2 separate regions of the Homo sapiens genome follow, and region 2 is linked to region 1. A link is a contact called in ENCODE Hi-C data. All regions are on one chromosome and are shown on one strand. Each heading gives the region's core, a stretch centred on a gene start or an enhancer-like site at or near the end of the contact. The rest is flanking DNA. Distances are from core to core; before and after follow the strand shown.

What was found. A loop is a pair of places that touch in the nucleus more often than their neighbours do. Pooled maps may share reads with other maps.
Region 2: a map with no recorded cell type shows a loop between it and region 1 (11-fold over the local background). The contact joins the promoter of TBC1D2B here to the enhancer-like site in region 1. A Hi-C loop is called at or near these places in 2 of 37 single-sample maps with no recorded cell type and 2 of 50 pooled maps.

The regions. Positions count from the first base shown.
Region 1 is chr15:74,397,984-74,404,607 of GRCh38, reverse strand. No RefSeq gene overlaps it. Among named protein-coding and RNA genes, the nearest start is that of MIR6881, 10 kb to the left of the region's middle. RefSeq lists enhancers at 267-346, 607-876, 2,666-3,166, 4,447-4,676, 4,435-4,935 and 4 more and a silencer at 1,432-1,641. Within about 2 kb of position 4,192, at least 8 of the 41 ENCODE cell types and tissues checked have a DNase peak (open chromatin) inside an H3K27ac peak, as active enhancers do.
Region 2 is chr15:78,073,701-78,080,324 of GRCh38, reverse strand. TBC1D2B (TBC1 domain family member 2B) reads left to right here and starts at 2,614. Exons shown (of 13, transcript NM_144572.2): 1 at 2,614-3,032. The coding sequence starts at 2,673. RefSeq lists silencers at 2,329-2,378, 2,529-2,738, 2,939-3,138.

The sequences.
Region 1 (6,624 bases), core at 2,943-5,442:
GAGTCACCAGCAATTGATCAGATGGAACTTATTTGCTACCCCGAGCCTAGCGGATGCTACACCACAGTGCTAACAACCCCCGTTTGTGCTTTCTGACTTTAGAGCTTGTGTCGCTCTCCTGGGACTCTCCTGATACCCAGTGGGGCAGGTGAAAGTGGACTCTGGTGAATGCACTGCTCCGCTGAGGGTCTTCTGAAAGGGAACGTTTCCGTTCCTTCTGATCAGGAAGCAGGGCAGTGTGCAAATGGTATGGAAATCACTTCTTGTGGGTGTTTGCCTATCTAGGGTGCTGGGGATACTTCCAGTCCACTTCCTGACCCCAGCCCTTGGTCCCTAGAGACAAAAGAGGAAGCTCTGGAGACTTTGAGCTCTGGGGGCAGATCGGGGGAACTGGGGCCCCCTTAGTCTTTCCCCAGCGAATGAGGGCTTGTAGCCCAGAGCATCCTCATCTCTCAATTCAGCAGGAGCCTAAAAATAGTCTGCAGTTTCAGCCTCCCCCACAGCCGCCCGCGCCAAGTGGGGCCCTGCGCCCGGCAGCTCCTCCACAATCCAGACTGTCTGCACAATCTGCCCCAGCTACCGACCCCCATCTCCTCGGCGTCTGTCCCATCCTGGCCCCTGAGAACCCTGAGCTCAGCACTCCCTGCTGTGAGGCCTGCTGAGGGTCTGCTTCACACTCTGCCTTTCCTAACAGCCTGGGCCCTGACCCCTGGAATTCCAGACCCCATGTTTTGTCCACTCTCCATTCTGGAGGGGACGCTAGCCAGACACAAGTGGGGTGAAGGTGTTGCAGGTAATGAAACCAGCACATGCAAAGCATGGGGTGCGAGAGAGCACAACATGCCATGGAAGGGGTGAGCCGGAAGGGCTGGGTGCACGGGATGGAGTACGGGGGCCAGTCCCAAGCTGGAAGGCAGCACCGCAGGTCTGTTGGCTCCCACCCCACGCGTGGATGCCCTGGAGTAGATGATGTCTTCGTCCAGCCCACGGTGGAGCAGGACTGCCCCTTGGATCAAGTAGCCTGCAGTAGCTCTGGTGCCACCCACACCTTGTGTAGAGCCCAGAAGGAACGCTTAGGTGCCAGGGCCTGTCTCCCTGTTTTGGGTCCTCCACATCTTGTGGGAAGCCCTGGTGCCTTCCGGCTCTGAGCTTCTGGGGTTCCTGCCTGCTTAGCAATACAGGAAGTCTCCTCAATGAGGTCCAGCAAGGGGAATGCCTCGAGGCAACCAGTACCTTGGTGGCAGAGCTGGAATGAAACCCTCCATATCCTGATGCCCAGCTGGGACCCGTCCCTCCCATCAATGTCGGGCGACCACTGCTGAGGACACATCCTGGTCAGAACCTGAGATACGGGGCTTGGGGACCTGCCCTGCAGAAGGGTTTCCTGGTGGCAGGAGTGAGTGTGCAGGTGACACTGCTGGCCCATGACGGTTCCACATTCTGAGTGAGCAGGGTCCCAGCTGCAGGAAGTGGTGGCGGCAGAAGTCACAGTCACCTTCCTCTCCTGGGGGCCGGCTTTCGGGGAAGCCAGGGGAAATGCTGAGCTCATGGGCTGTTCTTCCCACAGCTGGTTTCCAAGGCCTTTTCTTGTCCCTGACATCTCTCCACAGCCTCACCACAGCCCTCAGAGGCGGAATGCCATCGTGGGCATTACTGTCCCATTAGGCAGAGCAGGTGCAAGGCCAGCCTCTTGCTCTGAGCTACCTGCCCCTTCAGAGCCTGGCCTAGAACCTGGACTCCTGCCTCTTCCCACCTCCACACAACACCCTCCCCCAAGGAAACAGGGGTGGGTGGAATCTAGAAGCTTCTCAGGTGAGGTGAAGGTGTTGGGAAGGCATTAGAACTTGAGGTTTTCTCACCTCCACCAGCCCCTCATTTCCCAGCAGATGTGAGACCTCCTTGGTGTGCATGTCAGCCCGTGATAGGTCAGTCTCAGGACGTTTCCCCCAGCATGGGGCCTGTCAGAGGAGCTCCCCCTCCCCAGCCACCACAAGAGCCCAGTCACTGGGAGCGCCCCTGCACCCTGGAAGGCATCCGAGGGATCCAAGCCCATTCCTCAGCTTGAGGAAATGGCAGCCCCTGCAGAGGGCCCTGACTGGCCCTGTGAGTGTGGAGGTGGGGGCGTCCTAGCCCTGATACATCCTTTCCTGAACTCCACCCCAATCATGGGTATAAACACAGGCAGAACATCAATGAAGTGAGAGGAGAGTTGTCTGCCTTGGCAGCCAGCACCAGGGAAGATGGAACTGTGGCTTGTCTACCTGTCTGGCCTTCTGTTGTTCTCTGTCTCAGTCTCATTCTGTTTCCCTGTTGGTCTCTGTTTCTATTCTCTCTCTCTCTGTCTCTCCTTGTTCCTATTTCTCTCTCTGGCTTGACCTCTTATGCTCACTTACACAAAACAAGCATGCATATATACAACAGGTGGGCACATGGGACCACACGTATGACCTGCTCACCCATACACACGTACAAACATGCACATCTGTGCACACATGCATCCACACAGAATCCTCCCTCCTCAGATCCTGTATGTATATTCAGAGAAGGGGGTGGTGGTGAAGCTCTCTTTCCATGTATCCACAGGCTCAGGGAGAACCCACAGTTAATTTCCAGGCTGTTTCTGCCTCCCTGTCACTGGCAACTGGGAGCTTGGAGGAATAGGCTGGGATCCCCACTGATATCTGGGACTCTGGTGGGGATCTCTGGGCCATCATAACCTGCCAGTGAAGAGCATGAGAGGGGAGGGGGAGTCTCCGGAGGTGAGCAGAAGGGACGAGATAGGAAGATGAGATGTTGAGTTAGCAGTGCACTGGCCTGGAGGGCTCTCTGGCTCCTTCCCCTCCTGATGCTCTTCCTGGTGGTCCTGCTGAGATGCCCTATGACCCACCTGAGAGCTGGGGACCAGGGACGACTGGACCACAGGAGGCCCCAGAGGGAGGCGCCTGCAGGGAGGGAAGCCTCCTCAGTCATTTGCCCCACCCACAGAAAGCTGGAGGCTGGACGTCCCTAGGGTGTGTGGCCATGAGGAGAGAGCCTTTATTCCTGTCCTTTCAGGACAATGGGCCAGATGAGGCCCCACCAGGTACTTGGGTTTCCTGGGTGGGTCGGGGCTTTCCTGGAATGCTCAACCTTCCTGGTGTCCCAGGGTTGAGGTAACTGCATGGGAAGAGGGTAGGCAGGAAGCCCTTACGGTCTGTAAGGACCTGTCCTGCCCTGGAGTCTGGGTTCAGGTGGTCATCAGAGCCTGCACGCCTCCACCACTCTCAGCATGTGGGCCTGCTCCCTGTTCAGAGCAACCCCCTTACTGAGCACCTGTGTGGTGCAGGCTGTGCTGGGAGGAGGCTTGTGAAGAGCAGGTGAGCTAGGACTGGGCACCAGAGAAGGAGGAGCCCCTTTCGCTGCTGGGGCAGGAGCTAGAGCCCCCACGGGCATGTTTTGGTGTGGGGACAGATTCAACAGGAGCCCAGGGATCTTTCTGAAATGTGACACTTGCCTCCACCCTCCTTGCCAGAAAGGGACATTGCTCAGCCACCTGGCTCAGCTTCAATAAGCAAGTAGTAATAGTGGTGAACAAAAGCCAAATGCGTAAGTCACGCACCTGCCCGGGACTGTTCTGAAACTTTGTGTGAATTGTCTTGGTTAGTTTTCTCACCAGCCCTTTGAGGTTGATACTATTACTATTGTCTCCATTTCATAGTTCAAAGAACTGAGGCTGAGAAAGAGTAAGTAGTTTACCAAAATTTCACAACAAAAAGATGCATCTAATCTTTGTCCTCAAGAAACAGGGGTTCTACTTTTACTTTTTTTTTTTTTTTTTGAGATAGGATCTTGTTCTGTTGCCTAGGCTGGAGTGCGGTGGCACGATCTTGACTCACTGCAACCTCTGCCTCCCGAGTTCGAGTGATTCTCTTGCCTCAGCCTCTTGAGTAGCTGGGATTACACCACGCCTGGTTAATTTTTTTTTTTTTTTAATTTTTAGTAGATACGGGGTTTCACCATGTTGACCAGGCTTGTCTCAAACTCCTGACCTCAAGTCATCCACCTGCTTCAGCCTCCCAGAATGCTGGGATTACATGTGTGAGCCACTGTGCCCGGCCCAAGCTCCTGCTCTCTTTGCTGGGTTCGCGGTTAATACAAGTGATACACACAGCAGAGAGAAGCAGTCAGGTGGGCCACTCTGGCAAAATGGCAAAGATCAGGTCTGGGACAGAGTCTGCCCCAGTGACCAGGGTTCCCTACACAGAGTCCATTAGCACCCGAGTCTTGGACCTCAGAGGAAGATGATGGGATCACTTGTTCCAAGACACCCTGAGGCTCTGAGACAGGGAGGTCACCTGTCAATCTGTCCTACTTGGGACCGAGGTGGGCTGAGAGGCCCTCTGCTTGGGCTGCAGGGCCCCTGCAGGGGTTGAGGATCAGCTTTCTCCTCTCATTGGTTCCTGCCAGAACCATCTTAGGGAGCAGCTGCTGTGGGGGCTGCTCTCCCACAGCAGGGAACCCACATCCTGCCCCATTACAGCAAAGTGAGCATCCGGTGGGGGAAGGACCCCCACGGGGGGCCTGAAGCTGATGAAAGTTGAGTCAGGGTGACTCAGTGGAAGGCCTCTTCCCACTGCTGTCTCCAAGTGGAATACTGTGGTCAGACCAAAGGAAGAACTTCCCAACCTCTGGTCCCACATCTGGAATGCATGCCAAAAAGGGGTCTCTGAGAGAACATGGCAGTTTGGCAGTTCTCAGGCTCTGTCATGCTACATACTGACCTCAGAAAGACCCCGGGAGGCAGACTGCAGATGGGGAAACTGAGGAAAGGGACAGGACCTGTACCAGAGCTGGGACTGTAGCTGGACCTTGAGTCTGCTCATCATGGGGGCACCTGCCCAAGGAGAGGGCAGCACCCCACTGCAATGCCCCCTATGTTTCCCCAGAGCCCCTCTCCTCCCATCTGCTCCTCAGAGGCCTTGTCTCGAGGTAGGAGTGGAGTGAGGGGGTGGGGGTTTCCCTGAGCAAAGAATAGTTCTCCTGTAGGATGCTGTTTTAAGAAACACACAAATAGACAAGCCACCCAGCCAGTCAGACAAGTTTGGCTTTCCAAACCTGTCCCTGGGGTGGCTGTTGTTGCCTTTTTATTTATTTATTTATTTATTTATTTATTTATTATTTATTTATTTATGTATTTATTGAGTAAAGGTTCATATAACACAAATTTTGCCATTTCAAAATGCACATTGCAGTGGTTTTGAGTATATTCATAATGCTCTATGACACCTACCTCTAGCTAACTCTGGAACATTCCATCACCCCCAAGAAACCTCGTGCCTGTTAGCAGTTACTTCCCCTTTCCTTGTCCCCCAACTAATGTACTTTCTGTCTCTATGCATTTGTCTCTTCTGGACATTTTTTAAAAAATTAAATTAAATAATTTATTCAGAGATGAGGTCGCGCTATGTTTTCCAGGCTGGATTCAAACTCCTGGGCTCAAGTAATCCTCCTGCCTGGGCCTCCCAAATAGTTGGGACTACAGGCGTGAGCCACTGCATCCAGCTTCTAGGCATTTCATATAAATGGAATTGTACATGTCACCTTTTGTGTCTGACTTCTTTCACTTAGCATACTGTTTTCAGGGGTTATCATGTGGTAGCCTGAACCAGGACGCCCCATCTTCTCACTGCTGAATGAGAGCTCATTGTGTGGCTAGGCCATGTTGCTTATCTGTGCCTCAGTTGATGGACATGGACATTGTTCCCACTTTTCGGCTGTTATAATAATATCCAGAATAACGCTGTATGAATATTTGTGTACAAGTTTTTGTGTGATCAGATGTTTTCAACTCTTTGGAACATCTATTTACCTGGGAGTGGGACTGCAGAATCCCATGGTAACTCTGTGTTCAACGTTTTGGGCAACTGACAAACTGCTTTCCACAGAGGTGATACCATTTTACATCCCCGCCATCAGAGTGTGAGGGCTCTAATCTTGCCACAGTCTCACCAACACTTGTTATTTTCTCTGCCTTTATTCTTTCAACACACACACACACACACACACACACACACACAGAGAGAGAGAGAGAGAGAGACATTGAGACAGGGTCTTGCTCTGTCACCCAGGCTGGAATACAGTGGTGCAATTTTGGCTCACTGCAATCTCCGTCTCCTGGTCTCAAGCAATCCTCCCACATCAGCCTCCCGCGCAGCTGGGACTGCAGGTGCATGCCACCACACCCAGATAATTTTGTGTATCTTTTGTGGAGATGAGGTTTCACCACATTACCGAGGCTGGTCTCGAACTCCTGAACTCAAGAGATCTGTTGGCCTTGGCCTCCCAAAGTGCTGAGATTTCAGACATGAGTCACTGTGCCTGGCCTTCAACACATATTTTGTTGAGCCCCTGCTTGGTGTCAGGCCTGTGCTGGGGTAGGGGATGCAGGGGTCCAGGCTGCTCTTGCAGAGCCAAAGGGACATAGATGTGACCCAGTGGTGGCTGGTGCTGAGTGGAGGGAAGGAGGAGGTGAAGTGATGGGAGTGACCTGCATGGACAGTCAGGGCAGGCTTCAGGGAGGCAGCGTTTGTGCCCTGGGAAGGTCTTGGCTGTTACTGTCCAATCCCAGCCTCTGTCCCTTCCCAA
Region 2 (6,624 bases), core at 1,365-3,864, 3.7 Mb before region 1:
GCCAGCCCAGACTCTTAGTCCAGGAGGGGGGCTCGTGGCTTGTGCCTGTGAAGGATGCCTTCCTCGGGCCTAGCAGACATCGGCCCCCGTGAGACACCTCATGGGGCTTGGTCCTGTCCACTGGGACCACAGGTCATGGCCACCCCCACTTCCTTATAACTTACTGATAGATCTAGGAGAGATGGGCTACACCCTCCCCTGTCCTGTTGCCTCCCTGTACCATGGCAATACAGACCGGGTTCTCCCAGCTCTTCCCTTTCCCACAGTATTTCAAGGTCAGACCTCACCCTGACTGCCTACCCCACAAGCCAATTAGTCACAGCCCCTTTTACATACATGGTGAGGCCCAAATTGAACTTGGGACCCCTTGCTCCCGAGAGCAGCCCACTCCACTCCCGCAGCACCGCAGTGTCTGGCCTCCCTTGTCTGGGCCCGGTCTGACTGTTGGATTCCCCCTCTCCGAATCTGCTGACTGATGAGGAAGACATCGGTGTTAACTGCAAGATGATAATAATAACAGCTGATATGTGCTGAGTGCTTACTATGTGTGAGGCACCGTGCTAAGCACTTTCATATGCATTTCTCACGTAACCCTTTCAATAACAACAGCACGAGATAGCTACTTGTATTTATCAACCCTGTTTTATAAATGAAGAGACTGAGGCCCAGAGAGGTTAAATCACTTGCCCAAGGTCATGCCTCTGGTAAGTGGCAGAGCTAGGAGACACATCTGGTCAGTGTGAAGTCAGAGCCCAGTCCTTAACACTGTGCTGATTGTGCTCAAAGACAGGTGGAGAGGTCAGCCACACCTCTGATGGGCCCCAGGAAAGGAATGCTTGCGTGGTGCCACTTTAGGGCCTGCAGAGAGTCGGCAGGCTGGGTGAGGACCCAGAACCTGCCCTTCCTACCTGGGTGGCTCCAAACAGGCAGTCTAATTTGTGTCCCTGTCCAGCTCAGAAAGGTCAGTTTTCCACCTGGGTCTTTCAGTGTGTCTGTATAAAACATGCAAATCTATGAGGGTGAGATATTTGGTTTGGGCTTTCACAAATGTAGCTATGTAGCTATACACTTCCTTTTTCCTTTGAATAAAGTGAGCTCTTGTACTCACTATTCCCTCTCCCTGGAATGCTTCACCCACATTTCTGGTTGCCCCTGTCCCTCCCATCATCTGGGTTTGTGCTCCATGTCACAGGATCAGACCAGCCTCCTTGCCTGTCCTGGGGCAGCAGCCTGCTATCTGCCCCCCATCACTTCATCCTCTCACTTTGCTTTTTACTTATTTTTTATTCTTGTGGGAACATAGTAGGTGTATATATTTATGGGTTACATGAGATATTTTAATACAGGCATGCAATGCATAATAATCAAATCAGGGTAAGTAAGGTATCCATCACCTCAAGCATTTATCCTTTGTGTTACAAACAATCCTATTATACTTTTTTTTTTCTTTTTAGACAGAGTTTTGCTCTTGTTGCCCAGGCTGGAGTGCAATGGCGCAACCTCGGCTCACTGCAACCTCCACCTCCGGGGTTCAAGAGATTCTCTTGCTTCAGCCTCCCGAGTAGCTGGGATTACAGGCATGCACCACCACGCCCAGCTAATTTTGTATTTTTAGTAGAGACAGGGTTTCTTCATGTTGGTCAGGCTGGTCTCGAACTCCCGACCTCAGGTGATCCACCCACCTCGGCCTCCCAAACTGCTGGGATTACAGGCGTGAACCACCGCGTCTGTATTATACTCTTTTGGTTATTTTTAAACGTACAATTATATTATTTTTGACTGTAGTCACCCTGTTGTGCTAGCAAATACTTGGTCTTATTCATTCTTTCTCTTTGCTTTATTACAAAGCAATAGATTTGCCTTCTCAGGTTGTGAGTGTTCAAATAAGTTAGTCTATAAAGCACTGATAAATACTAGGTGCTATTTTAAGCGGTAATCATTTACATGTCATCACGGCATTTATACAACATAGCACACATTACTTTTATCTGCTTTCTTGTGTGTCACCTCCCTGCCTTACTAGAATATAACCTCCACGAGGGCAGGAGAATGATTGGTTTGTTCACTGCTGTATCCGCCAGGGCCTGGCATACAGAACCGTACCCGGCATTCAGAAGGCGCTCAATAAATATATGTTGAATTCAATAAATGAACTGAGGTCTGGAGAGGCAGGAAACGCTTTGGCTTTCATGAATTCTGCAAATATTTACTGAGCACCCACTCAGCACCAGGCAATAGGCTGTCTCATTTTTACAATATTAGCTTGAGACTCTGGCAGGAGGGAGATTTAAATATCAAGTTTTTAGAATAAGATACACAGTGTGAAATGCAGTTTTAAGCGGACACTCCGCTGGGTTTTGAGAGATGCACACTCCCATGTACCTACACTGCCATAAAGAAATAGACCATTGCTTCATCCGGCAGGGCGAGGACTTGGAGCCCAGGTGGCACGAAGGCAACTGACCCGCGGGGTGCTGGTCGCAGGACCCTGCCTCCGGGGGCTGAGGGGGCAACGGCCGGCGGGCGGGCGGGGGCGAGACTACAAGTCCCAGGGTGCTTTGCGCGCCCGCGGGCCGTGCGGAGCGAAGGGGCGGTGCGGAGGGGGTAGGGGGCGCAGCGGCCGCGGCGCGGAGGCGCAGGGCGCGGGCGCCTACGGTTGGCGCGCGGTAGCGATGCCGGGGGCCGGAGCCCGGGCGGAGGAGGGCGGCGGCGGCGGCGAGGGCGCGGCGCAGGGGGCGGCCGCGGAGCCCGGGGCGGGTCCGGCGCGGGAGCCAGCGCGGCTGTGTGGCTATCTGCAGAAGCTGTCGGGCAAGGGCCCCCTGCGTGGCTACCGCAGCCGCTGGTTCGTGTTCGACGCGCGCCGCTGCTACCTTTACTATTTCAAGAGTCCGCAGGACGCGCTGCCCCTCGGCCACTTGGACATCGCGGACGCCTGCTTCAGCTACCAGGGCCCCGACGAGGCGGCGGAGCCGGGCACGGAGCCGCCCGCGCACTTCCAGGTGCACAGCGCGGGAGCCGTCACGGTGCTCAAGGTGGGACCGCTCGCCCCAAAGCCGCCCGCGCGCTTCCGCCGGCGTCCCCTGCCTCCGCCACTGGCTTGCGCCATCCACCCTCCTTCCTCCAAGGCCTCCTCGCCCCTGCCCACGTCGGCCTGCCTTTCCCTGCTTCTCCACATCCCGCCCTCGTTCCTATCTCCTCCCCACTATCTGGGCTTAGGCCAGTCTCGCTGGGGCTACCAAGCCCCGTCTCCTTTCTCAGACACCTTGACCCATTATCTCCCTCTGCGCCTAACCTCGGGCCAGTCTCTGGTGTCTCCCGACCCCCACCATCCCGTGGATGTCCTGTGCAGCCTTCCCAGGCATCCGTGAGCGTAGGCTTCTACCCCTGGGGCCTCCTTTAGAACTTTGCCTATGGCCTTGGTACCTCAGTGAACCGCTCTGGGCTGCAGCGGCCTCCTCTGTAAAATGGGATAACAGTAGTATCTACCTCATGGGGTGTTGGGATTAAATGAATTATACTTTAAACTGCTCAGTAAATGTCAGTGCTTTTATTTATTTGTTTATTTATTCTTTTTGAGACAGGATCTTGTTCTGTTGTCCAGGCTGGAGTGCAGGGGTGCGATCTCGGCTCACTGCAGCCTCCATGCCTGGGCTCAAGAGATCCTCCCACCTCAGCCTCCCAAGTAGCTGGGACCACAGGTGCGGGCCACCACGCCTGGCTAATTAAATTTTTTTTTTTTTTTAAAGAAACGGGGGTCTCACTATGTTGCCCAGGCTAGTCTCGAACTCCTGGGCCGAAACCATCCTCCCCATCCAGCTTCCCAAAGTGCTGGGATGCCAGGCGTGAGCCAGAGTGCATTTAGCACTGTAGACAGAAAGAGTCAGATGGCAGGGCCCTTAGAGACAGTCCACTACATTTTCCTCCAGAGTGGACGGGGATGCTCCAGCTAAGGTCACACAGCCAGTAGGTGGCAGATCCTGTGTTCTTCCTCCTTGCTTTGTCCAGGATGGGTGGGAGGGGGTCTTTTCAGCCAGTTATGCCTTGCTCCTTTGAGGCTCCCTTAATCCTCCAGTGGACAGACAAAATGAGAGATACAGTGTAGAAGCAGGAGAGTAGAGTCAGGAGTCCTGGTGCTGAAAGGCCTCCCCTGTCCTTGGGAGTTCTGGGGGACTAGACTGTCACCTCCTAGGGGCCCACCTGCTTTGAGCATCTGGAGGGATCTGGGCCCAGGCCTGGAGCTGGGTATCCTTTTTCCAGGCTTTGCTCCCTGCCTGGTTTCTGTGAGTCTCCACCCTCACTCTCACTCCTCTTCCGTATTCCAGGTTGGGCTTTCTCCAGAGCAACAGGGTTGGGCTGGGATGTATGAAAGTGCTCTCAAAGCTGGCCACACGGAGAGCAGACTAGGCAAACTCCTGGCCTTGTGAGCTGAGGACTGTTCCTCAGACCCCCAGAGCTGCTAACAGCTGGAGCTGCTCCCTGGAGATGTTCTTAGAGCTTTGCTGACTCAGCTTTTGCCAGTTCAAGCAGGATCTGATTCCCATGTTCTCTTGGGCTCCCCTGTCCTGTCTGTAAGTGGGTGCAGACAGCCTGTTTCCCCAAAGAAAACCAACTCGGGTTGCAGTCCTACACAGGCTTACTTAGAGAGTGCCTGTATAAACTTGGTAATGACCCTAGTGGGAGACCTTTGCCAAAGGCAGAGGCTCTTCCTCAGTGTACATACGGGCTGTCCCTGTGTCGGACGAATTTCCTGTGGGATGTTTGTTAAAGAAAATAGAGCATCGTGTTTCACATTTTTCCCAGATGACTGTAGAACTCTATCAGTTTTTTTCATTAAAATAATCTGAATCTCCTGTAATCCCAGCACTTTGGGAGGCCGAGACGGGTGGATCACGAGGTCAGGAGCTCGAGACCATCCTGGCTAACACGGTGACACCCCATGTCTATTAAATATACAAAAAATTAGCCAGGCATGGTGGCGGGTGCCTGTAGTCCCAGTTATTCGGGAGGCTGAGGCAGGAGAATGGCGTGAACCCGGGAGGAAGAGCTTGCAGTGAGCAGAGATCGCGCCACTGCACTCAGCCTGGGTGACAGAGTGAGACTCCATCTCAAAAAAAATTAAAAAAAAAATAATAAATAAGAATCTACATAAGCAGGGTTACAAGGCGCATTGTCAGAAGTGTGGCTTTAAACTTCGATGGACTTGAACTTGAAGCAGGAGTCTGCTGCTCACACATATTGGACAAATTACACCAGTTCCCTGCTCCAGTTTCCTCTTTGGTCTAGTGGGAATCATACCTTCCTCATTAGGTGGCTGTGAGGATTCTGGAGAATGTTATGGAAAATGGCTGGCGCATTTTCCATAGTGGTATGGAAAATAGTAGGCACTACATGGCATATGAAACATCAAGCAGTGTCTTTGGCCAAATATGTAGTGTATTCATATAGTGGAATATTATGCAGTAGTAAACAAAGGTACTAGAGCTATAGGTGTCAACGTGGATTACTCTCACAAACAATAAAATTGAACAAGAAGTAAGTTACACACTGATTGTGTTCAGAATGATACCACTTATAGAAAGGTTAGGAAGATCATGTGAAACAGTACTACAGATCATAAGGATGTATGCTCTTTCGCGAGGGGAAGAGCTTTATGGGGCTGATGAGCTCTGGTTTCCAGGTAGTGGTTGCCTGTGATGGGAAGAGGGAGGATGTGATTGGGAATGGGTGCCTCAGGGCTTCTCCTGTTTTGCAGTGTTTTATTTCTTGGACTGGGTCATAGGTATATCAGTGTTTGTCCTATTATGCTATCCATCTTTTTGTAGGTTCAGAATATTTCTTTTTTTAAAGAAAGGAAATACATTTTCCTTTGGGTTACTGACAATGGAGGAATATTTTGACATGTAAAATTAAATTGGTCACAGAATAAGATAGTACCGAGTGTTGGCTGTATACAACAATGGGAATGGAAATCAGGCAAGGCTTTCTGGAAGAAGGGAGGAGAAGGCCGGGCGTGGTGGCTCATGCCTGTAATCCCAGCACTTTGGGAGGCCGAGGCGAGTGGATCACTTGAGGTCAGGAGTTCGAGACCAGCCTGGCCAATATGGTGAAACCCCATCTCTACTAAAAATACAAAAATTGGCTGGGCATGGTGGCGCACGCTGTAGTCCCAGCTGCTCGCGAGGCTGAGGCAGGAGAATTGCATGAACCCGGGAGGCGGAGGTTGCAGTGAGCCGAGATCACACCACTGCACTCCAGCCTGAGCGACAGAGTGAGACTCCACCTTAAAAACAAACAAACAAACAAACAAACAAGCAAAAAACACCCCGACTCTAAAACCCTGCTCCCTTTTTTTTTTTGAAACAGAGTCTTGCTGTGTCGCCCAGGCTGGAGTGCAGTGGCACAGTCTCTGCTAACTGCAACCTCTGGCTCCCGGGTTCAAGCAATTCTCCTGCCTCAGCCTTCCGAGCTGAGGGACTATAGGCGCGTGCCACCGCTCCCAGCTAATTTTTGTATTTTTAGTAGAGACGGGGTTTCACCATATTGGCCAGGCTGGTCTCGAACTCCTGACCTCGTGATCCACCTGCCTCTGCCTCTCAAAGTGCTGGGGTTACAGATATGAGCCAC